Linked DNA regions of Mus musculus: regions 1 and 2 are each linked to region 3. Evidence: chromatin loops called from intact Hi-C (ENCODE). Cell type or tissue: heart. All regions are shown on one strand. Each heading gives the region's core, and the rest is flanking DNA. Links, peaks and the distances in the headings are about the cores only.

The links. Peaks named below come from ENCODE experiments on the same cell type or tissue, not always from the same donor. Only the 100,000 strongest peaks of a DNase experiment are listed, where the experiment ranks them.
Region 1: it touches region 3 in a loop (5-fold over the local background); 2 of 42 quality-filtered maps call a loop at or near these places.
Region 2: it touches region 3 in a loop (2.6-fold over the local background); 13 of 42 quality-filtered maps call a loop at or near these places.

What each region holds. Positions count from the first base shown.
Region 1 is chr19:41,092,817-41,103,257 of GRCm38, reverse strand. It overlaps Tll2 (tolloid-like 2), which reads left to right. Exons shown (of 21, transcript NM_011904.4): 14 at 4,514-4,639; 15 at 5,314-5,474; 16 at 7,225-7,405; 17 at 10,411-10,441. Among named protein-coding and RNA genes, the nearest start is that of Opalin, 21 kb to the right of the region's middle. In heart, for the core only: no CTCF peak of the experiment used is centred there; a DNase peak (open chromatin) is centred at 1,677; H3K27me3 peaks cover 800 bases.
Region 2 is chr19:41,308,993-41,319,433 of GRCm38, reverse strand. All of the region lies in intron 8 of Pik3ap1 (phosphoinositide-3-kinase adaptor protein 1), which reads left to right. Among named protein-coding and RNA genes, the nearest start is that of Gm52406, 31 kb to the right of the region's middle. In heart, for the core only: a CTCF peak has its summit at 5,611 (motif pointing left); a DNase peak (open chromatin) is centred at 8,233; H3K4me3 peaks cover 937 bases; H3K27ac peaks cover 221 bases.
Region 3 is chr19:41,613,624-41,624,064 of GRCm38, reverse strand. It overlaps Slit1 (slit guidance ligand 1), which reads left to right. Exons shown (of 37, transcript NM_015748.3): 26 at 7,237-7,400; 27 at 9,151-9,275; 28 at 9,566-9,663. Among named protein-coding and RNA genes, the nearest start is that of Gm52407, 15 kb to the right of the region's middle. In heart, for the core only: no CTCF peak of the experiment used is centred there; DNase peaks (open chromatin) are centred at 5,084 and 8,011; H3K27ac peaks cover 1,125 bases; H3K27me3 peaks cover 859 bases.

The sequences.
Region 1 (10,441 bases), core at 1,079-9,078, 520 kb after region 3:
GGCATTTATGTGGGTGCTGGGGATTTGAACTCAGGTCCTCAGACTTACACAGCAAACACTTTACCTACTGAAGCCAGTCTTCAAAGCCTAGTGATTTTACTGGGTCTAAGTATACGTAGTGAAACCCTGATTTAATAATAACACATGCCAGGCAGCCTCATTAACTGAGCTCATTGCATCCCAGGGCCTGTGGAAGCCACTTGCTTTACCTGACATCATTTTGTTCCTGTGATAACCCTGTCACTTAGGTTTGGATTATTGACCAGCATTGAGAAAGGTGGCTCAGGGTCACTCTTAGACATGAGTGGCAGATTAAGCATCTAAACCTTGTCTGACCCCAGACCCCAGACCCTCTACAGCCTTGCCTGACACCCTAGGTGTGAGCCAGAGAAGCATCCCAGGTCTTGCACTCCAAAGGTGTTGTCTCCCATCCCGAGTGCTGGTGCCCAAGAGACTGAGGTGTGAGGACAGAAAGAGGAGAAATATCCTGGATGGAACCAGACCCAGGCCACAGAGGCGATCCAGCATAAGGAGGGGCTTTCATGGTTTCTCAAAAAGGCCATTCAGGACCCTCAAAGGATGCACACCACCCTTAAGGACACAGGAGTATTCCCTAGGCCTGGTACACTGTGGCTGGGTCCCCAGGAACATGCCACCAGCCCTTGGTAGAGATAGGGGGTCCTTGCAGCTCCTTCTGTGTGGCCTCTTTATTGTGGTACCACTTGATGTCCAGCCTCCCATATCCACATCAGGGAGACTGCTCCTTCCCTTCCCTCCTCTCCCACATCTCCTGGCTGTGATAGACAAGAATCCCAATCCTTCCTGTCTTCTCCCACCCCTATCTTCCTTGGACCTCCTTTTTGTTTTATTATTTTATCTTTTGAGGGAGGATGTCATACTGTAGTTCAGGCTTGCCTGCACCTCACTGGGACTCGTGAGTATTCTGACACCTCAGCTTCTGAATGCTGGGATTACAGATGTGAGCCACTGTGCCTGGCCCCACCTCTTCTTAGGTACTTTTCCTAGGTTTCCCTTGAAGGGTTGACATCAGGAGAACTGACTTCCAGACAAACCACCCTGCTAGGCAGCCTCACGTCCTTACCAAAGCCTCAGTTTCCCCTTGTAGAACAGAAAGAAGAAAGTGTGTTGCACTGTGAAGTTCCAAAGAAACGATGGCTCGGAGATGCTTTATTTTGGGCTCCACGTGAGACGTGGGATTATTACTGTTTAGCCGGGCAGTGATGGCGCACGCCTTTAATCCCAGCACTCGGGAGGCAGAGGCAGGTGGATTTCTGAGTTCGAGGCCAGCCTGGTCTACAAAGTGAGTTCCAGGACAGCCAGGGCTATACAGAGAAACCCTGTCTTGAAAAACCAAAAAAAAAAAAAACCAAAAAAAAAAAAAAACAAAAAAAAACAAAACAAAACAAAAAAAAACTGTTCTTCCCTTTCGTGGCATGCAGAAGGAGTGAAAATCTTAACACCTGGTTTCCTCCGACCATCGAGGCCACGGTAGGATGCCTCAGATCGCAGTATCTGGCTCATGTGTCTTTGCCAGAAGGAGGGAACTGGAAGCATAACCACAAAGCCTGTGGCAGAGCTGGGGTGAGCCAGAGAACCTTGTGCCTTCATGCCAGTTGGCAACAGCCTTCGCCTGGGGCCCAGCTGGCCTGTAACACTGGCCGGGGTGCCAGCTGGCCTCAGCACTGATCCCCTAGTGCCAGATGGCAGCCCCTCTTCGAGCCAATTGGCTAGGCAGCAGGCAGAGCCTTACACTTCTGCTGATTTCAAGAAAGGTTGGTGGCATTCAAGGCTTGGCTGGTCCAAGGGGCGTGACAACCATCTTGAATCCCTACACACTATCATTCCAGTGCAGAGGGACCATAGGGGATGCTGGGGAGGGAGGCTTTCTTCAAAGCCTTGGGGTGTGCTCTAACTTCCCTTAACGCTCTGAAATTCCTTTAAGATCTTTTCCAGGTCTCACGTCTGAGCCACAGAATGGCTCCTTCTTTTCCAGTGTACCTAGAGGATGGAAAGAAGCCAGAGCCGTGGTTATACCCGGCTAAGCTCTGGTTCCGGCCCATTCTACCTGCATGATCCCAGAGCTCCTTAGAAAGCGTACCCAGCTTGGAATGATCATGAGCCAGTGGGCTTGGCACAGGTGGCACTGTGGAGGCCACGTAGCCAATCAGACCCTGGCAAGAATGGCGCCCGCTTGCCTGCCACTTATCATCAATGGCACAGGGCCACTGACAGCAACACAGCCCACTGCCCTTGAGGCTTTTCTCCAGCTCCCTGGCTAGCATATCCCTTTGTCTCTGCAAGAGTGGAGCTTTCTCTGCTTTCTCTAGCTTCTCCCCCTCCATCTGGCAATAACTAGGCTGAGAAATGGTGATGCCCTCTTTCTTGCCTCTGTGCCCTGCCCACAACCATCCCAGCTCCGGGCATCAGGGCCTCCCCTCCCTTCCTCTTGGGTCTTTATTTATCTTTGTCCTTTCTCATGGAATCTTTCCTAAGTTTCCTCTGCTCTCTGGTCCACTTCTTAGACCTGCTGTGCCCCTCTCATCTGCCCATTCCTTCTTCACTGAGCCATCCTTGCCGCCCCTCTCTTCACCTGCCTCTGCCCCTGCCCCTCTCCTCACCTCCTCACCTCCTCTGCCCTTTTGCCCAGGCTGTCTCTCCTTCTACCCTTCCCATCATTGTCTTTCCAACTCCTGGAGGTGCAGAAACTGCACCAGAGTTGTCTGAAATGCAGCCCTGCACATCGACAATATACCAGTCCTTCATGCGCATAATTTTCAATCGCCACAAAAGCCAACACCGCTCTTGTTGTTTTTAAAAGTAGAGGAAGGCTCAGAGAAGCCAAATAACCATCATCCAAGTCTATATGATTGGATTGTATTGGTTGGCCCAACCTGACCCAACTTGCCCAGAATCCTGATCTCTTTCTACTGCTCCATATTATCCTATATATTTCCCTTACTCCAAAATTTCTGAAAAATGTCTAGATGCCTAAGAAAGTGCTTTGCATATTTCAGTACAATGAGTAAATAGTTGCTTTGAACACTGTTTCAACATGGTTACTACTACATTTATTAATGGCCACAGACAATTTCACCTCCCTGCCTAGAGCATCTTTTGGCACCCACTGACCAACTCATTTCAGTCATTGTTGAGCCCAAGAACACCTGACACTCATGGTTACTCTGTGTGCTCTCCACTGAGTGAAACACTGGGGTATGGACAAGCTATCCTCTCACTGGAGAAGGGCGATCAAGCTGATAAGGAGTGTGTGCTGAACAGACAAGGAGGAAGGCTAGAAGTTGGTTCGTTTGAGTTGGAAGAGGGAAGCAGAGAGGGAAAAAATAGTAGAGAGGGCATTACATTCATGGAGGACCAATGAGCTGAGAGTTTGAGGAGCGAGACAACCCAAGGAAACCTCTGAGAAAAAGTAGGCAAGGGTCTGAGAAGCCACCCTTAAAGAGATCCTGTCCATGGTGGTAGGGTTGGCTGTCTTTTCAGGTTATTCCCAACTCCTAGTCACTTTGAATTCTTTCGTTTCTTGGAGTTCATTCTTTCAAGGTCCGCCCAACAGCTTCATGCTTCCTTGCCTCTACTTCCCTTGGGGCCACGGATCGGCAGCCCCCTTCCTGTCCCGCCCACTTTGCATTTTTAATTATGTTGAATGGTCTCTTCATTAGACTCCTCTGGCAGAGGCAGAGCACACCCTGTGTGCTCTCATGGACTGACATACCATAGCCTGACAAGGGAATGGTTTTCCTGCTATTTCTAATAGTCATCTTAGAGATGGGCAATGCTAAGGACTTCCCTTACTTCAATGGCTTGGGAGCTAACTTCTCTTGAGGGATTCTCCAGTGACTCCTGTGTTCTGACCATGGTCAGAGCTCATAGCATCCTTCTCTTCTGTTTAATGCCCTGAGCACACTACTAGACGTCTGCTTGTCCTGAATGTCTCAGGCTACCCACTCCCAAGCCTCCTCCCTGCCTACCCAACAATTTCTCCCAGGAATAGTGGCTACCTCGAGAGGCCAGTGTTTTCTGTGGCACCTTATAAATTTCTATTTTAAAAAATGCTTCACAGCTGACTTCTAGTTCTGTCTAGGATACCGGTACATCTTCATCTATAAATGCATCCTTCTATTAACATCCTTTAATAAGTGCCTCTAAGAAGTTCCAGGGCATTTCCATGAAGCCCCTGGTGTGGAACCTGGTGAGATTTATAAAGCCAGTCATATATACCTTGCTTAATTCTGTTCTCCAGGCCAGGCCCTTTCTATCCTGGATAACTAGATGCCCTGCTTATGTGAGCAGGATCCCACCTTTGACTGTAGCTGTGTATGACTGTTGAGTGTTGACAAGGGAGTTTTTTAGGAGGTAACTACTAGGAGTAGCTTTTGTCATAGAGGAATGTACCTAGAGCCCTAGGATATGGAAGGGAGGAAATGGACTGTACATCTTGGTGACAATTTAGACCTGTCACCTTCCCTCCCCACAGAGGTGGATGAGTGCTCCTGGCCAGACCATGGTGGATGTGAGCAGCGCTGTGTAAACACACTCGGCAGCTACACGTGTGCCTGTGACCCTGGCTACGAACTGGCTGCCGACAAGAAGACATGTGAAGGTTGGTGTTGGACCTGTTAGGTTGAAATGCCAGGGACTGGGAGACAAGTTTTAGGAGAAGTGAGGACAGAGATGGGCAGGTGGCTGGCTATGGAATAACAATGGAAACAAGTGGGGACAATCAGAAACATAACAGATTTCAGCCACCCTTGAAGATGTGGGACAGAGGCTGCAGCTTGCTGCCTGCTGTGGGTGTGTACCATTCATGTGGTTGTCATGGCAAGACCACCAGGAGCTATGATCACTCTGGCGTGACTCCATTGATAGCCTTTCCCACACGGCCTGGGTTCAGCCCACCTACCCACCTACATGAAGGCTCACACAAGCCAGGCACAGTGAGGAGCTTGACGCAGACATCTCTAACTCTCCTTTGGTCCAAGACCTGTGGAGACCCAGACTGTGTTACTGTGTGACAGGTCAAATGTGCTGTCATCACTTAAAAACAAAACAAAACAAAACAAAACAAAAAAACCAAAAAACAGTAGACATGTCCCCAGCTCGTTCCTCCAAAGCCTCAGTGAAAACTGTTCAACTAGAAAAACGGAATGAGTCAGTTCAGACAATCTAACTTCTTCCCGATTACTAGAGGACAGCAGGTCTTCCTGATGCTCGGGGGGAAATTGCAGTCACCTGGAACCAAAAACAGATGAATCTAAAATGTTTCCCTCCATGCAGTGGCCTGTGGTGGCTTCATTACCAAGCTAAACGGCACCATCACCAGCCCTGGATGGCCGAAGGAGTATCCCACCAACAAGAACTGTGTCTGGCAGGTGGTGGCTCCCGTGCAGTACCGCATCTCACTGCAGTTCGAAGCCTTTGAGCTGGAAGGCAATGACGTAGGTCTCAGCCCCGTGACTGATGTGGCTGTGTTTGTGACTGTGTTGTGGCTGTGTTTGTGACTCTGATGTGGCTGTACTGAGATGTGACTCAGAGCTAGAACAGGCTCTTTGGGCATCAAGGTGGCCTGGGTGAAGTTGCCACCTCTGGTGGAGACCTGGGGGCGCAGACTAGGCAAAATTGGAGGTTGTGGAAAAGGGAGCAGGTTTTCACAACAGTTTCACTGTGTGCTCTTTTCACTGAGTCCAAGGAAGATGGGGTCAAGAGTAAAGGAGCAAGAACTGGGGGCAGAGCAGTCAGGACAGATCTAAACTCCAGTGTGAGGAGCTGGGAGCTGGCTGGTGTCCAGCTGAGGGGGATAAAGGCTCTGAGGGCCAGTAGCAGACAAGGATACGATAACCAGTCTGTTCCTTTCTCTTGGAAGTGGCTATGAATAATCAAGTTAGAGAAGGATTACACGGTGGCCCACAGCAGACTGGTGACTGGAACATCCCATGCCTGCACCGGGGGATAGTATGAGCCCCTGGGGCTACATGTACTTCTCTGTGTATCCCTGCCACAGCCCAGCTGGGACTGTCACTTTAACAACAGCAGTAGCCTAGCCCTTTCCCACTCCATCAGTCCTTTAGGTTACCAAGAGAGATGTCCACACCAAAAATCCTGATCCAGGAGGCTCAAGAGATGGCTGAACAGTTAAGAGGAAGCACTGCTCTTACAGAGGACCCGAGTTGAATTTTAAGCACCTCACTGGGTAGCTCACAACTGCGCATAACTCTTCTGACCTCCACGGCCACCTGCACGCATACGTGCACATCCACACACACACATCTATAACTAAAAATAAAACACATCTGTAAACATAAAACAAACACAAAGCGGGGGGGAAAGCCAGTGCACGGAAGGCTCTGGAGCTAATCAAGGTTCAAAGTGAGTACTTGAGAGAAAAAACTAGATATTGGAAAGTAACTGAGCAGACATTCATCATTTAGGTCGTTTTCAAGGTGAATTCTAGGCACCTGAGGTAATGTAGGCTCTAGTCCCAGCTCTACCGCTGCTGAGCCAGGTGACTTCAGACTACGTCCTCCATCTTCTGAGCATTGGTTTGTGTGCATGAGACTAGGGTAGAGTTGGATGGTGGCCAGAGTTTGAAGACATTTCCTCCCATGCTGTCTCCTCTTTGGCCACCTCCTAACAGCAGGGGCCTACTGCTGAAGTCAATGCCTTATGGTTGCCCACAAGATTAACGAGTAGAGAAACAAGCAGGGGTCCTGTCTTATGCTGCCAGGCAGTGGGACCTCACAGAGCTTCAGCTGGAAAGCCAAAGTCCCTGTCACCCTCTGGCACTCACCAGCATAGCGACAATGCAGAGGAATGGAGCTCCACATCTGACTGAGCCCATTTGCCCACAGGGAAGGGTGTGGTTTTGGGGTGGAGGAGGTGTGTCTCACAGAATTATAAAATACAATGGATCCTATGAAAACCAGCAGGAGGACTTAGGGAGGGAGGAGGGAGAGGAGAGGACTGTACTGAGCTGTGGCCACTGGTTTGTATTCTAACAGCTCTGGATGGAGTCTTAGCTGTCACCGTGAAATACAAGGGTGAAGCTACAATCCAAAAGTCAGAGGATACCACAACTATGGTGGCAAGAGGGCACAAAGAGGGTGGGGGGAGGTGACATCAGTGCTCCTGAGATACACAGATGGAGTAACTGAGGGGCAGCATACTGCCCTGGTCCCTGTTCCTTCACAGGTCTGTAAGTATGACTTCGTAGAGGTGCGCAGTGGCCTGTCCCCAGATGCCAAGCTTCACGGCAAATTCTGTGGCTCCGAGACCCCGGAGGTCATCACATCGCAGAGCAACAACATGCGAGTGGAATTCAAGTCTGACAACACCGTCTCCAAGCGAGGCTTCAGGGCTCACTTCTTCTCAGGCAGGTGGGGCGGGCCTGCAGAGGCCCGTAAGGCTCCTGGACCCTGGGTTCCTGCAGCCTCCTCTCCTCCTTTTCCAACTTCCTCTCCATCCTGCATCCTGTTAGCGGTCTTTATACCGTAGCCCGGTTCATCTGCTGGGGATACCCCAACAGGTTGTCATACATCAAGTGCAGCTTAAAACAAAGAATTTTACTCTAAGTTCTATGAGCCAGGAATCAGCATTCAAGGACACCACAAAGTACGCCGTGGGGCCTGTTGGTCACATCCCACTGACATCCCACTGACATCTGAACTGTTGGGTGATGTGTTTGGATCTCTGTCTCAGTGCTCAGCATTGAAGCAGGTCTATTATTTGTTGTTTTACAGGTACTCAGAGTTCCGTCTCTGACTTTTGAGTCAGGCAGTCTCTCTCTGAGCAAGCTCTGTTTTGTGTTATGGGCATAACACTGACCTGAGCTCAGAGGCCACCTGGATAGCACCCAGCATTGCATAAGCTTCTTCCTGCTTGGGAAGACTAGAAAGACAACGTCCTGTTAAGACCCAGCTTAGGTCCGGCTTGCTTGACAAGGGCCGGTATTTGGAGGAGAGGGGGCCTAAGGCAGTGAGAAAAAGCTCCCTGCCCAATGTGTGTTGTCTGGGCCAGACCTGAAGGGCTGGGGTGCAACTAGTATGACTCGGAAGAAAGTAACCAAGGTCTGGATAAGAGGGGACGTCATGAACTTGGATTGGGGGGGGTCTCAGTGTTCACAAAGACTGAGATAAAACCAGACTGGCAGGATCCATGCCTGTCTGGGGAGGTGACTGGTGGGCCAGGTCAGGCAGCCTTGGTTATAGTGAACCACGAATAATGGCTGAAGCTTGAGGTCCAGTGGACCAGGACGGAAAGCCCTCTGTAGGTTCTGAGCAAGGAGGCCTACAAATGCCGTGTGGTCAAACCATACCAGGCAGGATGGAGCTGAGAGGGTTGGGAATCTCCTCAGAGGAAGAGGTGCAAGGCCCTGATGAGGGGTACAGTTCCATGTTTGCACACAGAACTCAGAGGCAGAGAAGCTATATGTGAGGGTAGTAAGGACACATGGATGTTAGCAAGAGGACCTAGGAAAGGAGGAGGAAGAGGAAGAAGAGGAAGAAAGAGAGGAGGAGAAGGAGGAGGAAGGAGGAGAAAGATGAGAAGGAAGAAGAGGAGGAGAGGGAGGAGGAAGAAGGAAGAGGAAGAGGAGGAAGGGGAGGAGGGAGAGGGAGGAGGAAGAAGAGGAGGAAGGGGAGGAGGGTGAGGGAGGAGGAAAAAGGAAGAGGAAGAAGAGGAGGAAGGGGAGGAGGGTGAGGGAGGAGGAAGAAGGAAGAGGAAGAAGAGGAGGAAGGGGAGGAGGGTGAGGGAGGAGGAAGAAGGAAGAGGAAGAGAAAGAGGAGGAAAAGAGGAGAGGGAGGAGGAGGAAGGAGAAGGAGGAAGGCAGAGAAAGAAGAAGAGGAGGAAGAAGAGGAGGAGGGAGGAGGAAGGAGGAGAAAGAGAGAAGGAAGAAGAAGAGGAGGAGAAAGAGGAGGAGAGGGAGGAGGAAGAAGGAAGAGGAAGAAGAGGAGGAAGGGGAGGAGGGAGAGGGAGGAGGAAGAAGGAAGAGGAAGAAGAGGAGGAAGGGGAGGAGGGTGAGGGAGGAGGAAGAAGGAAGAGGAAGAGAAAGAGGAGGAAAAGAGGAGAGGGAGGAGGAGGAAGGAGAAGGAGGAAGGCAGAGAAAGAGGAAGAGGAGGAAGAAGAGGAGGAGGGAGGAGGAAGGAGGAGAAAGATGAGAAGGAAGAAGAAGAGGAGGAGAAAGAGGAGGAGAGGGAGGAGGAAGAAGGAAGAGGAAGAAGAGGAGGAAGGGAAGGAGGGAGAGGGAGGAGGAGGAAGGAAGAGGAAGAAGAGGAGGAAGGGGAGGAAGAAGAGGAGGAGGAAGGAAGAGGAGGAAGAGGAGGAAGGGGAGGAGGAGGAAGAAAAAGGAGGAGAGGCCTGTACTGGGCTGTGACAGTCAATTTGCACCTAAGAGTTCTGGTTGAGGTCTTGGTTGTCCCCATGAAATACAAGGATGAAGCTACAGTATGAACTGTCCTAGGACACCACAACTAGAGTGGCAAGAGAGTACCGAGTACTCTCAAGGTGACACCCATAGCCCCCAAGGCACATATAGGGTGGGATAAAAGCAGGGAGAGGATGGAGTGGAGACAGAACCTCATTTGCTGCAGAAGGCAGGGGGCCATGGAAAAGTCCACACAGCCAGAGCCTCGGGAATCACAAGATGAGAGCCAACACTGGAGGTCACGTGTGATTGTAATTATAGCAGCTGACACTTCCTGGGGTGGGGGGTGGGGGCTAGGGGCTAGACACTCTCCCAAGGGCTTTCCCAATTCCCGTTCATTTCCCCCTCCAGCATCCTGAGGAGGCCTGAGACAGCTGAGGCACAGCCTCAATCACTGCCCTGCCCTTACCTCTCCACACACAGAGGACAGTGTGTGCCCAGACCTTTGGGTCATAATCTGCCTCTTGCTGAGTGACAAGGCATGTGAGCTGCCTCAGCCTGTTTCTTTGCATGTAAACTGGGGTACAGGTATGCTCTTGTAAGCTTGAGTAGGAATTACTTAGATGACAATATCATTTAAGAAGTGTCAGGGACCCGTTCTGTGGTAACTACTCAGTGTATGTTGGGCATTTTTGTTATTACTGCTGTTGCTGTTCATGTGAGCGAGCCTGCACTCCAGGGAGCAACTTGGTTTGGGTGGGAAGCAAGACAAGAATATATGTTCCATACATGAAAGTGCTTTAGCAGCACAGAGAGCCCCCCCAAGAGACCAATGATGCCCCAAACATCCCAAACAAAGATGCTCCCTCTGTGACTGATACCCCTTTAAGGGACTGTGATCTCCTTGGATCACTGTGTGGCTCCTTGGAGGAAGCCACTTTTGAGCAGGGTCTGAGCCATGAGGGACAGCAGCAAAGCTGGCAGCTCTTCTCAGGAGAGTCCATTGATCCCAGCAGACAAAGACGAGTGTGCCAAAGACAATGGCGG
Region 2 (10,441 bases), core at 1,695-9,694, 300 kb after region 3:
ACACACACACCCCTGCTCATCTACCTTCATAGCTAGCATGTATTTCCAAGGACATTTCTGTTGCAGCTACTTGATTCTCTCCCTGGGTGTTGGAGTCACAGTGGACAAAGACCTGACTTTTTCCACTTTAGCACAGGGACTCATGCAGAAAACTTCGGGCAGGACCCTTTAGGAATCCAGAAAGCAGACCTGCTTCCTGGCCCATTCCCTAGCCTGGGGGCTGTTGAACAATGAATTCCTTGCTTACTGACAGTGTCTGTTGACAGTCTTCATGCATGCTGTTCCCCCTCCTCCAAAATATGAATTTTCCCCATCGTATTGCAGGCCTCCCAAAGGGCTCCCATGCTCACTAGTGCTTCAGGGGATGCTATGGGACCAGACTCGTTGTGACTGGAAGGCAACCTGTAAAGTCGCTCAGGGTCAGGAGGGTCTGGATGTCACAGACCCACGGAGGTTACCGGGAAAGAGGCAGGCTGTAGGTTGTAGGGCACAGCTACTGTTTGGGTAGAGAATGAAGTGATGACAGTTTTAGTTTGCCAGATCATATAATCTCTGAAGTTTCTGACAGTTGGCGTGCTCTGGGTTGTTTCTGTGTCTGTGGTTACTGGGTCTAACCCAGGAATGATCTCCTCCCTTGATCTCTTCCCTGCTGGTTCAGAAGATGCAGCCACTCGGGCCTGGGAAGATTCACTCATTTCACCCACAGTGACTGCCCGGGTGAGATGACAGTTTCGTTCTAGAAGAAGCAGGACAGAGGGCAAGCAGACCCATCTCAGATGCTGCGCTAACATGGTGATGCCCACACATTTGCCTTCCCCAGAAGTGGGATGGCTGCTCTTATCTGTTCGGTCTTACCTGGCCATCCTTCTGGACCAGCAGAGAAGGGATTATTCCCCAGGTCGAACCCAGCAACCACAGAACCAAACCACACGAGCCTCTGCTTTACAGGGAGTAAACTACATGGTCCAAGAGTTAGTGACATCCCTAAGTCTATCAGGAGAAAACTGGCTCAGGAATCTGAGTCTTCAGGTCCTAGAGGAAAGTCTGTCTGCCACCACAGTAGGGTAAAGGACCCCCTAACCTGTCCTTCTGGGGTTGTGTTTGCTGCCCTTGGGGCGGACATGCCTCGGGAGCTGCTTCTGTATGTCTGAATAGCCAGGTGTGTCAATGCACACCTTTATTGTCATTCCTAATGGTAACTCTTAGAGGCTTAAAATCAGTGTTTTAGGGAAAGTCACTCACCACTTACTCAGACTATTGGTTCACCGGAGGCTTTAGTATGAGCCCGTGACTGTTGTTGGGACAAATATGTCCTTTTATTGATTAGCGTTGGGAAAAATGAGTTCTTCCCCAAAGGGAGCCTCAGACAACCACTGTGTAGGAAGGTCACAGAGGAGCTCTCAGTGTTTAATGAAGGGGAGCTAAGAGGAAAAACTGGAGGTCTGACCTGGGGATTATGGCTCTGTTCCACTCCCTTAGCTCCCTGAGCAACAGCCCCCACCTCCACCAACGTGTTGTCACACACCCTTAGTGCACACCCCCCCCCCCACCACCACCACACACACACCCTTTCACACTCTCAGTCTTTAGCTTAGATATGCTGCCACCAGGCGGTGACTGTGTGTCTCTGCCTCCAGGTCTTCCGTTTTGCTGCTTCTGATCTGGAGTTTCAAACCATCCACTTGCACACCTTCGCTGTGTAAGAACTGTCTTTGTTTAAGATAAAACAGCTCAATCACTGGATAAAAATCGAGGCACCTGCCCCTAACATGCTTGCTTGTTGTGCCTCCATCCTTGCCTTTGAGGATGGGTTATGGTCCTCACGTCCTGTGATGGGAGTCTTTCTTTTCTTTTGTCAGCATCACCCAATCAATGCCTCTGCTCTGGAAACCTGGGGAGCTAGTGCCTGGAGGCCCTTGTCCAGTCTGTTTCCAGGGTAACCCGCTGCTGCGTTATAGCTTTGCTTACTTACACATCTCAGAGTCTCACCTTTGTCTACGTGGCATAAGGTACAGCATCACGCTGCTAGGAACTTCTAACTCACAGGTGTCGCTGCAATCCTAGAGTGGCTTTCTGTTGTCTAGAATAAAACTTTTCTTTTGACCCCTGACCTTTCTGGGATCTGCCCCAGCCGAGGTTTGCAAGTGGCAGTGCGCACTGCCTTGGCCACAACCATCTTACTGGCTTCCCTCAGCAATTCCCTAGTAGTAACCGTGGTCTTGTGGCAGGTCAACTCTACTTTGTGGTTTCTTTTGCACGAGCTCTCTGATTTTACAGTCCCTGCTAAGAGCCAGGTTCCATCTGAGCCGGGGGGCACAGCTGGACGCTGTGAAAGACCTTGCAGCCAACACTGCAGGTCTCACTCTAGGCAAAATTGTCCAGTTATGGGTGGGCTTTGGAGACATGTCCCATACCCCATCGACATTATTTTTGTCCAGAAATCTTCCCTTCCTGCAGCTGCAGAGGCTCAGACATCCCCTTGGTGACCCGTTTGAGAAGATTCTGTTGAGCAGAGCTTGGAACTACAACAGAGGCATTAGTTCTGGGTACCAGGTCAGATCTGTACCATCTAGGGGTCAGGTCAGGACACTGGGTGCTTCCTGACCTCTCCCTGCTTGGTGAAAACACTGGATTAGATGTTGTAGGGTTAGTTAATGAGATAAAATTCTCTACCACCAACAGCCAGCCTCACCCTGCTTTGGACCCACAACAGCCTACCAGCCATGTCCCTCTTTGGGCACTGCGCATAAATAATGACCTTGGGCTGTCATTAATTATATGTCTCTCTGATTCTGAGCCCCTGGCTTCCATAAGAATGACTTACAGCTTCCTGTCATTCCCCAGCACCCAGCCCAGTACTGTGCATAGGCTGTGCTCAGCCAATAGAGGTGCTAGAAAATGAGATGTCATCCCAGACTTTGTGGAAGTCCAAGTGCAGATTAGCTTGTCCACATTCTAATGCAATACTCTTGGTTTTTGGGGGGAGGTGGCAGATGTAGTGAGATATCGATTAGGTACTGCCGAGTGCAGACGCCAGGGTGGGGTCATAGCTCCCTGGCTTCTCCAGGCTGCCATTTATTTCATATCAGTATACATTATGCTAGTTCTTCTGCCTAAATTGCCTTTTTTCTCTGCCTGAGCAATGCCTAGACTCCTTCACAAAGCCCAAACTCTACCATAGCACATGCTTATTCTTTGTAAGTTTTTTTTAACCTATTCATTCATTCATTCATTCATTCATTCATTCAACGAATCTTTATTAAATCCTTATCAGATCTGTCCTGTGTGTAAGGGACATGGTGCCAGGCGATAAACAGCCAGTGAATAAATTGTCATGATCCCTGCTTCCCAGAGTCTATGTCCCATGGACCCCAAATTCTGTAGATCTGCTCCTGCATGACAGGGCTGCTTTGCCCACCATGTGTAAAGTCACAGGCTAGACCTTGCCCCACCTTTTCACCTGGGCATTTCTGCCCCATTTTCCTCGTTGCTAATGCCAGACATCACTCCCCACCCCTCTGATTTCAGATTGTTCTTCTCTCCTGTGTGTCTCTCCTTCCCATTACTTCTCCATCCATATGTGAAAAGTTAGGCTTTTACGTTGATGTCATCAGTCACCCTAACCTATTCGGGTGTAGTTGGGACCAGAAAAGCTCCAGGTTATCTTAGGTCCTACTGTGTGCCTCCTGCACCAAGACTTCTTGTTTGGCCACAAAAGATACTTCCTGGAGGGTAGAAGAGGGCTCTTGTTGGTTTTTAGGGTTGGAGAGCTTTTCTGGAATAGTCCTTTAGTCCCTGGTGTTTTCCTGGCTTTATATGGTACTGGCATGTCATCTGGATGGAGTGAGTGTCCTCTCCAGCTAAGCCATCTACACCAAAGTTCTGTCCTGAGAGGTGAATCTCACAGGTTTCTTTTGGAATTTGTGACACCGTTGATTCGTTCCTTAATTGAGTGCCAGCTGGGATGTTTTGCCACCTTGAATGCGAGCTTCTTGCATCCCAGAAACGGATCCTTCAAGATCAACCCCCCAGCATCTGTTGTGAGCCTGCAGTGGCTCTTCCAGGAGGAGACTGCGACCTGTGTTGCTTTCTTCTTGTTGTTGTTTTTCTTCTGCTGAGATGAAAAGAACTTTGCACTTTTCCGACGCATTTCAGGTTATTTTTAGCTGACAAGTGGTGAAGGTGAAGTGTTCGGAGTCTGAATCACAAAACCTTGAACATCCTGGAATGCAAGGATGTATTCTTCTTCTGCTTTACCCAACCCCCCGTGTCTGCTTCAGCAAATCCCTTTGCCCACAGAACTCCCTGCGGTTTTTGGTCACTCCGGTGCTACTTGTTGTCTACCTGGCTTCTGGATGCAACAGGTTTCAGATTTCTATGTTTCATTAAGTCAAAGGACAACCTCCATGTTTTGAATGGGAAAGGACAGAAAATATTTTTCCGGACCTCCACTTAAAGGGTATACACATCCAGACACTGGTGGCAAAAGCCGATGTCCTTGGAGGCAAGGTTGCCCGGTCTGTGCAAGCACAAGGGACTTCCTTCAGTGCGTCACAATCCCAGCCCCCTCTCCAGCCCAACATAGGAAGAAATTCACAGCAGCCTTGGAGACAGAGTAGTGCTCCCAGTGTGTGGCCGTGTTTTATTGACATGTGCAGAGGGAACTCAGGCTTACAGGCAAAATTAGGCTTGCTAGCCAGCTGCCCTTGCGATACGGAGACTAGCCTGGCTTCTCTGTGTGAGTCTGGTATAACTACGGATGTCCTTAAGAGTAAAAGAGGGAACCAGAGGATAGAAGAGATGGATGGCACAGTGAGAAAAGCTGGCATTGCTGCCTTTGAAAACAGGATTAGGGCCTGGTGCCCAGGTATGTAGACAACCCCGGACCCAGGAAAAGAGATGAAATCTATGCTGAGTTTTCCATAGAGGAGAAAACCTTAATTTTGGCCATCAGAACCCGCTTTGGCTTCTGAACCACAGAAGTGTAGGATTCGTGTCACGTTAGTGGTATTTGTCTCCGTAGCCTCAGAACGAAGCTGCCTCAGAATAATCAGGACAACTAGGAATTCGGTATCTCGCACTGGTTCAGTGCTTTCATCAACATTGTCTTAGTCATCTCTCTCAGCCGTCCTATGAGGCAGGCGCCCTGCGGTTTATCCCCGCTTTGCAGATGGAACACTGAAGCTTACCTATTTCAAGGAACCTGCCCAAGGACTTAGAACTAGTAGGAGTCAGAGGCAGCATTTAAACGTAAGTCTTCAAGATGCCAGAGGCCGTTTCCAGTGCCTCTGTCTTGATGCCCAGTAGACAGTCTCCCAAGCCTCTGTTGTTTACTGGGTTTCTCAGCTGCTGCCTTTCTCTGACTTTGCTTTGTCCCCTGAATGCAGACTTTTGGCTGGCTCCTGGCCTTTACTGCCTTGTCCTGGAGCTGTACACTTCCTTCATCTCTTCCCCAAGCCCTTGCTTCATCTCGCTGTCTAGTTACTGACTCTTCATAGCCTCTGACTTTAGGCTTCCTTCCTAAGAACAGCCTCTACCAATGCACAGAATGGGGCCAGCATGGGCTGGATAGCGCCACCTAGCGGGCGCTATCCAGCCCTCTAGAAAAGAGGACATTTGGGTGTCCTGGAATCTTAACAAAGAAAATGTTTGGCAAACCAAGTCAGATTTCCACGCGTGATCCTGTTGTAAGGACTGGCATGTTGTATTTAGACCTTACTCAAGCCTTAAGTATACTTAACTATAAGAAAACTGTGTGTCTCAATGAGGAAATTGAAAATATAATGTTTGAGATCATGGATGAGAATTCAAATATTGTGAGAAACACATTCTCAAACTCATGTTGAAGGCAGAAGGCATGCATGAAAGCCAACTTATTCTTAAAAAGAAAAAAGAAAAAAAGACGAATATGAGGTAGGAAGTAGCTCAGTGGTATTTTCTAGTGCCCAGCGTGTGTGAGGCCCTAGGTTCAATACCCAGCATTTCAATAAAAAGAGGCAAGAGGCAAGAATAGACAAATGGGATTATATCAAATTGAGGACTTTCTATAGAGCAAAGAAGAACAAGATTAAAGAGAAAAATCCACAGAATGGGGGTGAATGCTCATCTGATAGAAGTTTAGTGTCCAGGGGGCTGGAGAAGCTCTCTGTGGGTAAGAACACTGGTCCTTCAGAGGACCTCAGTTTGGTTGTCAACACCCACAGGTGGCTCACGACCTTCTGTGATTCCAGCTCTGGGGAGCCCATCGCCTCTTCTGGAGCTCGCACATGTGCGAGCTCCCCAAGACACAAAGACACATAGACAGAAATAAAATCTTTGAAAACGTTAGACCCAGGTGTGGTGTTCCACACCTCTAGTTTCAGCATTTAGGAGGCAGAGGCAGGTGGATATCTGTGAGTTCAAGGGCAACCCAGTCTGCATAGTGAGCTCCAGGCCAGACACAGAGACCCTGTATCCAAAGGGAAAAAAAATGGTGTTTAAAACATATGAACAATTCAGATAACAAAAAAACAAACCCGAAACTGATCAGAAATTAATATAGACTTTAGACTTTTCTTTTTAGAAATATGCAAATTGCCAGCAAATATATGAAAATGTTCAACGTGACTCACCAGGGAAATGCAAATTGAAACCACGGTGAGGTAGCATTTCAGTCCAGTTAGAGTGGCTGTGATAAAAATTTAAAAAAAAAATCAACAAAAAGCCGGGTGTGGTGGCGCACACCTTTAATCCCAGCACTCAGGAGGCAGAGGCAGGCGGATTTCTGAATTCGAGGCCAGCCTGGTCTACAGAGTGAGTTCCAGGACAGCCAGGGCTACACAGAGAAACCCTGTCTCGGAAAAACCAAAAAAAAAAAAAAAAAAAGAATCTTGCCACTTGTATCCACTTGGTTGGGAATGACACAAATTCTGCTCTCTGGTCAGTAAGGTGCCTACAGTTCATAAATGTTTATTATATATTTATAGAGAACTAAAAGAAGTTCAGAGACTTTCAAGCAAAAACATGATAACTGTTTGAAGATATGGAATTGTTAACTAACCCGATCTTCACGGTAAACATACATCAAATTAGCATTGTGTGAGCCGAGAGTGGTGTAATTCCAGCCCTTGGGAGATGGGGCTGGAAGACCAGATGTTCAAGGTTATCTGCTGCATAATAAGTTCAAGGTCAGCCCAGGCTACGTGAAACCTAAAACCACAACCACCAAAGAAAAGACAAGATGGCTCAAGTGTTAAGAGCCCTTGTGGCTCTTTCAAAGGTTCTGTGTTCAGTTCTCAGCATTTATGTCACTCAGCTCACAACTTCCTGTAACTCCAGGTCTAGGAGATCTAATGTCCTCTTCTGGCCCTTGTGGCACTTATCCACACATCACACACACACACACACACACACACACACACACACACACACACACACGCATGCATACACACATGCCAGTAATAATAATGATAATAATAATAACAATAATAAATAAAAATAAACTTAAAAAATAAACCTTAGCAAATAAAAATAGAAGAGATGGCTCAGCTGTTAATAAGGCTTGCAACCAAGATAATAAAAATAAGTCTTAAAAAAGTTATCGCTATATGCCCCATAAGGATATATAAGCTATAGTGTCAATTTTTTTCCTAAGTTCAGTTCTTAATGCCATGAAAAAAATGTTTTTGTGGTACTGGAAATAAAATAATAAAATCAGTTTAATGCACATTAGGCAAGCTGTTTGCTAGTGAGCTGCATACCAAACCCCTTAGAAATTCTTAACATGTAAATAGAGTCTTCTATTTTGAAATTTTCTTTGCTGGGTATAGGATTTAATAACAAAAATAATAGAGAGCGTTCATCCAGCCCTTCGTATTTGCGGACACTGTGCTGTGCTCTGGGAAGGCTTCTCATGTGACACTCGCGACAGACCTACTGAGCTGTGCCGTCGCCACCACCATTTTATAGTCAGGAAAAGAGAAGCAGAATGGATTGAAATGAGCGGACCCGGGATAACGATGGGCAAAATTAATAGAAACACTTTTCATTTCCCTTTCTGCATGAGAATTTGACCTTTGTTTGACTTCCTGGCTTTGTTACCCTGGTAACCCGATAAGAGCCAAATGTCAACCATGTTTCTAGGCAACATTACCTAGGATGAGAATGACCCCTGATTGGTCACATATCTGGATGTGGGAGGAGCTGTACGCAGCTGTGAAAACCTGCTAAGGACCCGCGTTCTGAGTCTCTCTGGGGAGCGATGACTCTGGCGTGTTGGTTATGGGGGTCCTGGAAGCTGCACCTCTGGAGACGTGATAAGAAGTGTGCTTTTGTGGGTACAACCTTTCCCCAGGGTAGTTCCTGCCTCTGCCTGATGTAGTTCTCATTTCCTAGAACCATGACTGCCGAGTTCAGATATGCTTTCTTGCCTCTGAGACGCGGACCTGTGTCAAGCCAAGTCATCTTGTGGGTGTGAATGCTCTGGAGCAGCGGTTTCAACTTTTCTGACGCTGCAGCTCCTTAATGCAGTTCCTCATGTTGTGCCGACCCCCAACCATAAAATTATTTTATTGCTATTTTATAACTGTTATTTTGCTATGTTTGCAAATCATAATGTAAATATCTGATATGTAAGCTGTTTACTATGCAATAACCCCAAGGGGGTCGTGACCCACAGGTTGAGAACCAGGGTAGAAGCCCATAAAAGACTAGTTGGTATTGGGTTGCCGGTATGATGTCAGTTCAAGCAAAGGAAGGAAGGAGTGGAAGAATCAAGACAGGTTTATGCACTGTGATCTGATACCCAAACTTCCATTTGGCAAAGCCTAGTTTTTCTTCTTCCAATGTCAGACTCTTAAGGATTAATGAAAACACCATAAATATACTATATAGTATAAAGACTATAAAGTAAAACAAATTTGATTTTTTTATTCCTACCTCCATCATTCTATCTACATATGCCTGCTCTGCCACCCATCAGAAAGTGCTTATCTCGATAGCAAAGGAGGACAGAGTGGGCTCAGCAGAGGGTCCTCTCCGTGTGTCATGCTTGCTTGTTTTTGCTGCTGAAGTCACCTTTCTGCTCATTTATTCCTCTCCTTACAAGGAATTTTTTTTTTTTTTGGAGCTTGTGTTCTAGCTAGTGGTGAGCACCCAGCTTAGTGATGAGCAGTCAGCTTAGTGATGAGTACTCAGCTTAGTGGTGAGCACCCAGCTTAGTGGTGAGCACCCAGCTTAGTGGTGAGCACCCAGCTTAGTGGTGAGCACCCAGCTTAGTAGTGAGCACCCAGCTTAGTGGTGGGCACCCAGCTTAGTGATGAGCACCTAGCTTAGTGGTGAGCACTTTGCTATTATATGCAAGCCCCTGGGCTTGCTACTTGGCACTGGGAAGAAAATGCCCTTGTGCTATTTTTGTTTTTAAGAGAAAAACTGAAGAATACCGAAGTCCATGCATTTCTTGCCCCTCATTGTCTAACATTAGCATCTTGTTCAGGTTTCTCCATTTCCCACCATCCATCCTCTTTTCTTTCACAGTCACAACAGCTGTTGTGACCCACAGATTGTCCCTCTGTCCCTTCCAGTTAGGGCTGGTTCTCATGCTTTCTCAGTCCCAATTCTCTTGAAGAAGACCTTTGCTTGTTGATAACTTTGTAAACTCTCAATTTGGATGTGCCGTGTTTCCTATGATTGGACTGGGGTTATGGAATTATTATTATTTGAGAGATCCTATGTTAGCATAGACAGCATCATAATATTCATTCATTTATTTTAAATAGGCAGAAGAATTCCTTAAAATACAAAAAGAGATCAGTGGGCTAACTTTCTCCACTGCTTATCCTAGAAAACCACTGAGTCTTGCCTATATCTCCTTGCAACAATGTGTGATTGTATGTGTGTGTGTGTGTGTGTGTGTGTGTGTGTGTATACACATATGTATGTGTGGTGTGTGTGTGTATGATTCATATACTGTATATTTGTGAAAATATAAAAGTAAACTTTCACTTTGCCTCCTAAAGGTAACATAGTAATTAAAATATGATCGTGAATATTTGGATTCTTTTTTGTTATCTCTATACATAGGCCAGGCTAACCTTAAACTCACAGAGCTCTGCCTGCCTCTGCTGGAATTAAGGTCTCTGATTCATTTGATCTATCAGGAACTTTAGTAAAACACACACACACACACACACACACACACACACACACACACAAACACATACACACGCGAGTTAAAAGGCTAAGTATTGTGATCCTGGGTACAGTCCTCTGCTGGCTGGCTGGAGCCAGTCATTCTTGCTCCTTCCTCAAAGGTAACCACTGTCAGGAATTCGACAGCACTTTTGTGCTGTCTGCACATTTATTAATTCATAGGTAGCTTGTAGCACTGTGCTATAGCTCTCCAAGTCTGTGTAGCTATTACTATATGTATTCACTTGTATCTAACTTCAGCACTTACTATGTG
Region 3 (10,441 bases), core at 1,504-9,503:
CCACGGGGACGAGCACCAGAAGTATGTCTCCCAAAGAGATAGAATCGCATAGAATTGCTTCGCAAGCCCTACAGCTTGCAGTGCCGTGGTGGTGAGTCTTTAAAAGCATACGGTTGGGAAGATGGCTCAGTCAGTAAAGTGTTAGCCTTGCAAGCCTGAGGACCACAGTTTGACACCCCAGAACTCACATAAAAAGCTGGGCAGGGTAGGATGTACTTGTAATCCTATAGCCGAGAGGCAGACACAAGCAGATCCCTGGGGCTCACTGACCAGCTGACCAGCCTTGCCTGCTTGGTGAATTCCAGGCCGGTGAGAGACCCTGCCTCAAAGGAAAAGCATGGGGACCTGAAAAACAACACACAAGGGTGTCCTCTGGCCTCCAGATGCACATGCACACACAGATGTGTATACAAACAATCATAGGCACACCACACACGAACAAAAAGGGAATTAATGTCTCAAAGTACAGAGTTTGAAGTGATGCAAACACTTTGGAAATGAGTAATGGAGATGGTCACCTGGGGATGGGAATACAGTTAGCATTTCTGACTTGCACACCGAATGTGTTAAAAAGTGACCAAGAGTGTATTTTTATGTATTATATATAAAACAATGAAGGAATAGATAAGCCTGGGGCTGAGGAGGGTTGTCCTCACCCTAGAGATTGGGTGAGTGCAGAAAAGGCATCTTCCTGGCGTTTCCTGGTAGCGTTGGCTGTGGCATGCACATGGACTGTGAATGGGCGGCTTTGGCTCTTTACCTCTGAGCCCGCTCCACTTCCAGGGCATGAGTGGGTGGGCATACTTAGATCAGAGAACCTTGGTATCCCAAGTTTTTCTCAGTGTCCCCTCAACCATCTTAGATGTCCCTGGTTCTGAGAATCACCTTTCCCATATTTTAATCTGTAAAGTGAGAGTGATCTTAAAACAGACATTGCCTTCATATATGTATATATTTTAGGGAGCTTCGTCTATGTTAGGTTTCCTTATGACCTCTCAAATGTTCCTTAATTGTAGCTGCCTCTCCTGGATTCTCTCCTAGTCCCATTTTAATTCCCTATCCCAACTTTATCCTCCTGTTCCAGTCCCTGTCCCCCATCCATAACTACATATTCTATTTACATCTCCTAGGGACATCTATCTGTCCCCTCCTAGTCCCCACACTACCCCTAACCTCTGCGGTTCTATGAATTGTAGTCTGTTTCTCATTGATGGAACAGCTAATAGCCACACATAAGAGAACACATACCAGGTTTGTCTTTCTGGGTCTGGGTTACCTCACTCAGAATGATTTTTTTTTTCTAGTTCCACCCATTTCCCCGTGAATTTCCTGATTTTATTTCATTCTTTTTAAATGGCTGAGTAGTACGTCACTGTGTAAATGTACTACATACAAATCCCTAATTCTTTCATCTGTTGAGGGACATCTAGGTTGCTTCCATTTCTGGCTGAATAGAGCAGCCACGGACATAGTTGAGCGAGTGTCCTTGTGGTAGGATGCGGGGTCCTTCGAGCATATGCCCAGGAGTGGGTTAGCTGGATCTTGAGGTAGATCGATTCCCAGCTTCTTGAGGAACTGCCATATTGATTTCACGGCGGCTGTACAAGTTTGCGTTCCCACCAGCCGTGCTCCCCTTGCCCCACATCCTCGCCAAGATGAGCTGTCAGTTGTTTTATTGATCTCAGCCACTCTGACAGGTGTAAGATGGAATCTCAGGGTCGTTTTGATTTGCATTTCCCTGCTGACTCAGGATGTTTAACATTTCTTTAAGTGTTTCTCAGCCATTTGCAATTCCTCTATTGAGCATTCTGTTTAGAGCTGCACTCCATTTTTTAATTGGGTTGGTTTGTTTTAGTTCTTATATTCTGCATATTAGCCCTCTATCAGATGTGTAGCTGGGGAAATTCTTTTCCCGTTCTGTGGGTTGCCGCTTTGTCGGGATGATGGTATCGTTTGCCTTAGAGAAGCTTTTCAGGTCCCACTTGTTAATTGTTGATCTTGGTGCCTGAACTAATGGCGTTCTGTTCAGGAAGTCTTTTCCTGTGCCAATGAGTTCAACGCTGTCCCCCACTTTCCTTTCCAGGGTCAGACAGCACATGTCCTAAACGAGCAAACCTAAAGCTGTCATAACTAACTTTGATCCTATAGCTGTCTTTGGGAGAAAAAGTGCTATCAAGCCCGAGGCCAGATCTATTTCATAAGAAATCAGTTAAGGTCATTTGTCCATTAGCCTACCATCCGCTAATGTTAGTCAGCTCTCTATTACCATAGCAACATACCTGAGACAATCAACTTCATTTTTGCCTCACAGCCTCAGAGAATTCAGACCATAGTTGGGGAGCTATATTGCTTTGGGCCTGTGGTAAGGTTGCACATCATGTTGGGAACATGTGGATGATGAAGTTTTTGACCCCATGATAGTTGGGAAGAAAGGAAGAGGCGAGGCCAGGGTACAAACTACAGCATCTCCCATGTATCCATCAGAAGACATATGCCAGCTCAGGTGTCTAACCTGCAGTCCAACGCCAAAAGGCTACGTGTCTGTCATGGCTCGTGCCACAGCTTGCCAACACTGTCCTTTCATTGCTACAATCCTGCATTTTGCTGCCTTTATTCTGCTACAGACTAGAAAGCTTAATTTCTCAATGTTCATTGAGAAGTGGGCGTGAAAATTCAGTAGAAATGATTCATTACATCTTGCCACGCCCATATGATAAAACAGTGAGTAGTTAATGACTGTATGGCACCGTAATCTGTATTCAATGACATGCAGAATAATTAATGTGATACAAATATGAACATAAAAATTGATGGGGCCATGTATATGCCTGTGCTCCCAGGACTGAGAAGATGGCAAGTTATAGGCTACTTAACGGGAGCTTGTCAATGGACGAAAGGAAGGAAGGAGGGAAGGAGGGAGGAAGGAGGTAAGAAGAAATAGGAAGGAGGGAGGGTAGGAAGGAGGGAAGGAAGGAAGGAAGGAAGGAAGGAAGGAAGGAAGGAAGGAAGGAAGGAAGGAAGGGAGGAAGGGAGGAGAGAAGCAGGCAGGCTGGAAGGGAATATACTCAACTGAAGTTGATTCTATTTTAGGATGGATGATAGTTTTCTTCCGGCATTCCTTTGTGCTGAAGGCTTGTGCCCTTCCCGTGTGCTTGGCAGGCCTGACTCAGTTAATGCTGACTGACACAGCGAGTGGTTTGGGTGGCTAGTGTCTGGTCCAGCTCTGGAATTAATGGCTCCTGTTTCAGGGCACCGCTTTTGCAGCCTCTGGGTGCAGGGGATGAAGACAGTTCCACACACATAGAAACGCATGAATGGGTTGGGCAGGTAGAGGGTTTTACAGCTTGAGAATTATTCTGACCGCAGACAGGAGAGGCTGTTTCAGGCTAGGCTCCATTAATAGAGCAGGCATAAGCAGACCACACAGCTAATGTTTCAGTGCGCCCGAGTTATACTAATGACCAACAACACGGGGCTATTTATAATCTTGCCGGACGCCAGAGTGTGTTCCCAACCCACAGTCCTTTGGACTGGAAGAGAGCCTGGCTGCTGCCCTCCCCAGCTATGTCTCCCTGGGTCCTACCCATTCTCCACTTCCGGATAAACTCTCAGTTGTCTTTACTTTTTAAAAAGGTTAACGAATTAGTAAATATTCCGAGACTGGATCATACTACATAGCTAGACTGACCTGACATCTCTGGTCTTCCTACCTTAGCCTTCTGATTTTATTTCTTTTTAAAACTTTTGATTAAAATGTATAAGTAAGTTATGCCAGGCATGGTGCAGTGTGCCTTTAATCCTAGAACTCAGGAGGCAGAAGCAGGTAGATTTCTGTGTTCGAGGCCAGCCTGGTCTACAGAGTGGGTTCCAGGACAGCCAGAGCTATACAGAGAAACCCTATCTCAAATAAAACAACAAACAAAAACAGAGAGAGAGAGAGAGAGAGAGAGAGAGAGAGAGGAGAAAAGAGGAAAAAGGAAGGGAGGGAGTGGAGAGGGAGGGAGAGACAGAGAGAGAGAGAGAGAGGAGAAAAGAGGAAAAAGGAAGGGAGGGAGGGGAGAGGGAGGGAGAGACAGACAGAGAGAGAGAGAGAGAGAGAGAGAGAGAGAGAGAGAGAGAGAGAGGAAGAGAAAAACATATAAGTTGTGGTTCACATTGGCTTCTGTTGGACAAGATGGTTCCCAGGAGAAAGAGAGCGGTAGAAACTACCAGAGGGGGGACAGGTGGTTCTCAACTGGGAAGACCCAGCCTTGGGCAAGTGGAAGCTTAAAATGGTGAGTGAGGGGCTGACCTCTGCTCAGGACAGAAACAAATAACTGCATGTGGGATAAGCCAGGACGCTTGAGTGGCTTGTAGGAGACTTCGGCCCTGTGGTTTTGGGGAATGAACTGGGAAGGGACATTGAGATCCCAGGTGCGGCTCTGTTGATGTTTGTGGCATGTCTTTGAAGCTCTGAGTCACGTCAAGGGCCCCAAGTTCCAGATGACCTCAGGTGCTTCGAGCACTTTTTCTATCAAGACCCTGTTCGTGGTTGACTTCTACCCACTAGAGTTCACTAAAGTTCTATGTTCAGCTTTTTAATGTCATGGTTATGATCTACTGTACTTTTTAGTAATTTGAAAAATAATACGGCAAATGTAAGTATTTCAAATAGACCATTAGATCTGTAATATATACACTGTAATATATACCTCCTGTAGTCTTAAGAAGTCTGTTTTTACACATTGAAGTTTGCCTCCGACCGTCCTCTGTGTCAGGGCTGGTACTGATGTGGGAAGGGGATGGTGTCTTGCTCGGCCCATTAACCAGGATGGATGCTGTCAGCACACGAGGAGAGAAAATTAAATACACATCAAGGTTGCACCTGCCCTCCTTCTTCGAGCTGCACTGATTCCCTCGGCACCCATTCTGGGTTATCAGCGCCTGCCTCTCTTCCCCTCTTGATCGCAGGCTCTTTATTGAATCGTAAAGTGAGCCCCGGAGATGTTAAGGGAGAATGCCCAAGGTCACCCGGGCAGGGAGCAGCTGTGGTAGGCTGGGGTCCAAGTCTTGCTCGGCCTGTTTTATAAGATCACATGGCGTCAGCTGTGCTATTTTGGGAGATTCCTGTCCAGAACCATAGCCACATCGACCGGGCTGTACCTGTCTTGGGGTTCACTTCCTCTGCAGTCCAGAACAGGTGGGGGGCAGCTGGGTATCCGGTGACCCGATGAACACACCTCTCCCTTCTTGCTAACCTCACACAACCTTGGGGTTTTAAAATCGGTTGATACTGATGGTGCTGCAGGCGCAGATCTGTTTATTGACAGGAAGAACTCTCTAGCCCTTCTTGCCATTACACTCACATCCTGTCTTTATGCCTCTCCTGAGAATGGAGAATGATTCCGAGCTTGCCATAGCATTGGTACAGGGCTGGGCAGCTGGCAGTACTCAGATAGGTGTAGATGCGAGGGCGAGGGCTTGACTATGGATGCTGGCCCATGGAAGCTGACACAGCCTGCTGGGGCAGCCCAGCCATGTGACATCCATTCTTGTCATCTGGGTTCCCTTGATAAGCATCTGTTCTAGAGGGAGGCTCACACTTCTCAAAGCCATGGGTAAAAGAGTGTTCACAGCTGTCTCAACGGCTGGACTGTCCAACAACAGGGAAGCTGCTCATTAAACCACAGGGTGTCTATTCTTCTCAGAGATGCTGCAAAGCACTTTGGCAAAATGAGGCAGATTCCTATATGCCAACCTGGAAGGTTTCCAAGCCCTGCTGTCTGCCGACAAGAAAGCAAGCTGCTTGTATGTCATGCACGGTAGATAGAAACCATATGTGTCTGTGTGGGGCAGGGCTAGAAGGCCACACACAGGAGTTTGGCAACTGTGCCTCCTGTACCCTTCCGTGGAGGAGACTTGCATTACTGTGAACATGGCATAGTTTAAGCAGTTGCTTGATGATGGACAGCTGCAGTTTCCAGGTCCGAGTTCCTTGTCTGCAGCTACAGACTGGAAAAATGACTGTGAGAAGAGTTTATTTCAACCCTGCTTCTGCAGACTGGAAGTCCAGGCACACGTGTGACAACATGGCAGAGGCAGGACTGAGAAGTCACATGACATGGATACATGGCCATGAGGCACCAGACATCCACTCCTGCCAGTTGGCCCACTTCTGGGGGAGTAAGCACAGTGCCCTCCTGACCGCAACCTGTTTTAAAGGCCACCTTTCAGCACTTGCCTGGTGAAGAGTCTCAACATGCATTCTAGGAGCATTCAGACCGGAGCACCAGGCTTTCTTTGACAAACCACACCATCTCACATGTCTGTATATGCATCTGTAGAGAGAAACTTCCAGAAACTATTTCTGGATCTAAGACATCTGTAATTAGAGTTATACCAGTTTGCATTCCCAGCAGTAACACTGGAATATGTCCTTTAAAACAAAACAAAACAAAACAAAACAAAACAAAACAAAACAAAACAAAACCCTGAGGTAGTGCCGATTTTAATCTCTGCGCTCAGGAGGCAGGAGCAGGCAGATTCTACATAGCCAAGTTTCAGGCCAGCCAAGGCTACATAGTGAAAACCTTTCTCCAAAGAACAAAGCCAAACCAACCAAAATAAATAAGTAAATAAACAAACAAGTGTGTGTGTGTGTGTGCGCGCGCGCTCGGTTGCTCACATGTTTCCAAGACACTTAGCATTCAAAGCAACCTGTGGCGTTTGAACGAGGCTTGCAAGTAAGAATGTGTGTGCACGTGGTCTTTGCTTAGCTGAAAATGAGAGTGAAAACAAAAGTGGATGGGCTGCCAGGTCAGGCAGTTCAGGGCTTAGACCCAGAGGCTGCTCTTTGCCGCTGTGTGGCCCCAGGGAAATTACATATTCTACGAGATGCTCAATTCCACGTCTTCAAATTTCACGAAGAAGCTTGCATGTGGGATTAATGACAGCACTGGATGTGTAACGGCAGAAGCAGAGGCCATTTCTGGTCAGGGGTAGATGCTGGCTACCCTCTCCCCAGTGCCTGTGGAGGCTCTTGAATATAGAGCTTCTGGCCTTGGCAGCATGGTTTCGAACCTAAATCTCCCCCTTCCTTTGCTCTAAGCTGGTTACTCAGTCTCCCCAAGTCTGTCTTCGTGACGAGGCACAGCAAGGGTTTAAAATGGAGCTTGGGGGTGACCTGGGACCTGCGTCCTCAGTGACATAAAAGCTTCCGAAACTGGAATGCCTGCTTTTCTCTGTTGCCTGTCCCAGGGCCATTGGTGCCAACCCCCTGTACTGCGACTGCCGCCTCCGGTGGCTCTCCAGTTGGGTGAAGACTGGCTACAAGGAACCTGGCATTGCCCGCTGTGCTGGACCCCCAGAGATGGAGGGCAAACTGTTACTCACCACACCTGCCAAGAAGTTTGAATGCCAAGGTGAGCCCAGGGGCATGAGAGAAGGGGTGGTGGGTGCCAGGGACCCCAGGATTTGCCTAGCCCCGGTGGGGTCTTCCAGAAACTCCCGGGTCCTTGGGTCCCGCTGCTAGGTGAGTCAGATGATATACTTGAGACTCTTCTGATTAGAATGGCTGTCTTCCATCTTGATGTCCGACATACAAACAGCTAGGCGGAAAATCCCAGGCCTTGAAGGCTTAGATTCTTCCCTGTGGTTATGTAAGAAAAATCAAAACAGCAGTTTTGAAGCTCCCAGGCTCCTGGCAATACAGGCACCCAGACTTCCCTGAAGGTAAGCACTGTGCCGGACAAACAGCTGAAGCCCCCTCTGTCCCTGGTGGGACTGAGAGACCAGCTGGTGCTTTCTGGACATTTGTAGCACAGAGAATCAGGGTGTGACCGGTGGCCCGTGCTGAGGATCTCTGCCTCCAGCATCTACAAATACTTGTTCAGGGACTGATTGACAGACTGGTTGGCAGATCAGGCTCCCCCGAGGCCCTACAGAACCCTGTGAAGCAAAGACAGGTGGCGGAGTGGCTGCCTGGGCTCAGCTTTGTTTGCAGGGGGAGTTAGGGGAGGACCCTAGGGACCCCAGGGCATGGCCCTTGCCCTCTGCAAGCTCAGAGACTGCCATCGGAAATGAAACTGACAGCTGTAGGTTAATGAGGTGGCCCAGGCCACCCTGTGTGCAGGAAGCTGTCACAGCTGTAATAGTTCCAAGGGCCCACAATGTGGCAGCTCCTAGGAGCAAGCCGATCTATGCTAATAGGTGCATGGCATTTGCTAGTTGGCAGAGTGGAGCTGAGTTGTATTTTTTTTTATGTACTTTTAAACCGAAATATGACAACAGAAAGGTACACAGACATGAGGGAAGGGCCGATGCATGATCACTGAGTTCACTCACGTACCAGTACTGGGCTAAGAAACCGACGACACATCTGTGCCTGGAAATCCCGCCAGCAGCCTCTGTCCTGTGGAAAACATTTTTTTTTTGTTTTGTCTTGGTTTTGTTTTTGCTTTCCCACTCAAGCGCATGTCTTGATATGTTACTGATATGTTACCTCTTCTAGAAGGAGCCTTCAGCAGGGAGCCTGAGTTGAGTGGCCAGGTTTTCCTATTCATTCTTACAAAACGTTTGTGTCCCTCATGGTTGGCACCCAGGTACCATTGCTGCTAGGCTACCCTATTCTCGCCAGTGATTGAGGTCTGGAGGAGAGCCTGTGTAGCTTAGAGGTAACAGAAGATTCTCTTCTCTTTAGACTCCAAGAGAAAGAACCTCAAGGCATGTAGATCCACCCCCCTATAGGCTCCCTGCAGAGCCAAGCCCGGGCTCACAGTGCCCTCTCTGCTGAGCAGGCTGCAGGCTGGAGTGTCTGCTTCTGAGGGTGTGAAAGGCAGAATCAGGGACAGTGAACAGTCATGGTTTTGCTACTCTCTGCCTCTTAGGGTGACCCTACCACTGTGTACAGTTTCCACCTTCTGAGCCCTGCCTACCTGTTCATACGGTTCTCACAGCTGTATGTGAGTCAGGGGCTTCCAGTGACCCTTTAGTAAAGTGGGCTCTGCAGCTGGAAAGCTGGACTGGGCTGGGAGATATAGCACAACCGTCACAGACTGGCAGTGAGGCATGTCTCCTGGGAGGGTATGCCTCCATAGGACCGGACCTCTCAGGGTAGTGCCTCATGCCTACACACGTGCCCTTCCTCTGCTAATGTTCTCCCTGCTTCCACAGGTCCCCCCAGCCTGGCAGTTCAGGCCAAGTGTGATCCCTGCTTGTCCAGCCCATGCCAGAACCAGGGCACCTGCCACAATGACCCTCTTGAGGTATACAGGTGTACCTGCCCCAGTGGCTACAAGGTGAGTGGAGGCTGCAGCTGGAGGGACAGAGTTCTCTCTGCTGCGAGGCATCCCTGGCACGGCTGGGTCTGTTGTTTTCCTCCCTGCCTCAGAACAGATGTGTGAGTGGACCTATCACCGGCGAACCAACCTGTAGACAGATGGTCATATTGGTGATTGGGTGGATGGGTGAAGGAAAGAGGGAGCAGGCAGCCCCGTGGCAGACAAGCAGAGCTGCTGAAGGCTCTGTCTTAGATCATGCTAACCCCCTAGGCTCTCCCTGGAGTCCTCACCGCTAACTTTTCCTCCAGGGCCGACACTGTGAGGTGTCTCTGGACGGCTGTTCCAGCAACCCATGTGGAAATGGGGGGACCTGCCATGCCCAGGAGGGCGAGGATGCTGGCTTCACGTGAGTTCCCTGGAGCCTGAGATGGGGTTGGGGACCGCTGCTGGGCCCAGCGTCCAAGTCTCCTCGTGCTGGAGATGAGGCTGGAACAGACCTGTGCTCCAAATTATCGTCAGCGGTTCTTTAAGGCTCCTCTCACCTGGAAGCCCTGAAGGACAGCAGGCACCAGACAGTACAGGTTCACAGGACAGGGAGCTGGGGCTTGGGTGGGGCTGCCTCCTGGTGAAGGTGCCAGGAGTGTCTCTCTGCATGCTGGCAACCTATAGCCAAGAATATACGCCATGGTAGTGGCAGGAAATGGTTGGGGACATCTAAGACTCTTTTAAATTTCCACACACCCTCCTGAGCCTCCACTTTAAGCCGATCAAGTCTCTAGAGGTTATGCCAGGACCCAAGCAGGCCTTAGCCAGCCCTGTGTTATAGCTGAGATGACCAAAAGCGAAGCCACATTCTGGTCACCCCTTCTGGGGTTCTACCTTCACACAACTCTCACTGACTGGCCACTGTAGGGAGGAATCCCACCGTATTTTCCCATGCTCTGAGCACAGCTGTGCTCCCCACATAGTGTATCTGAACCCCTCCAGAGCAGATGTTTTACACACACACACACACACACACACACACACACACACCACACACACACACACACACACACACACACACACACACACACACACACACACACACACGCGCGCGCGTCTGCTTTCCCCAGGAAGCCCCAGCCCCCAGCCCTGGCCTCCCAGAGCTTTTCTGAGGAACACAGTACTTAGTTGCTGGAGAT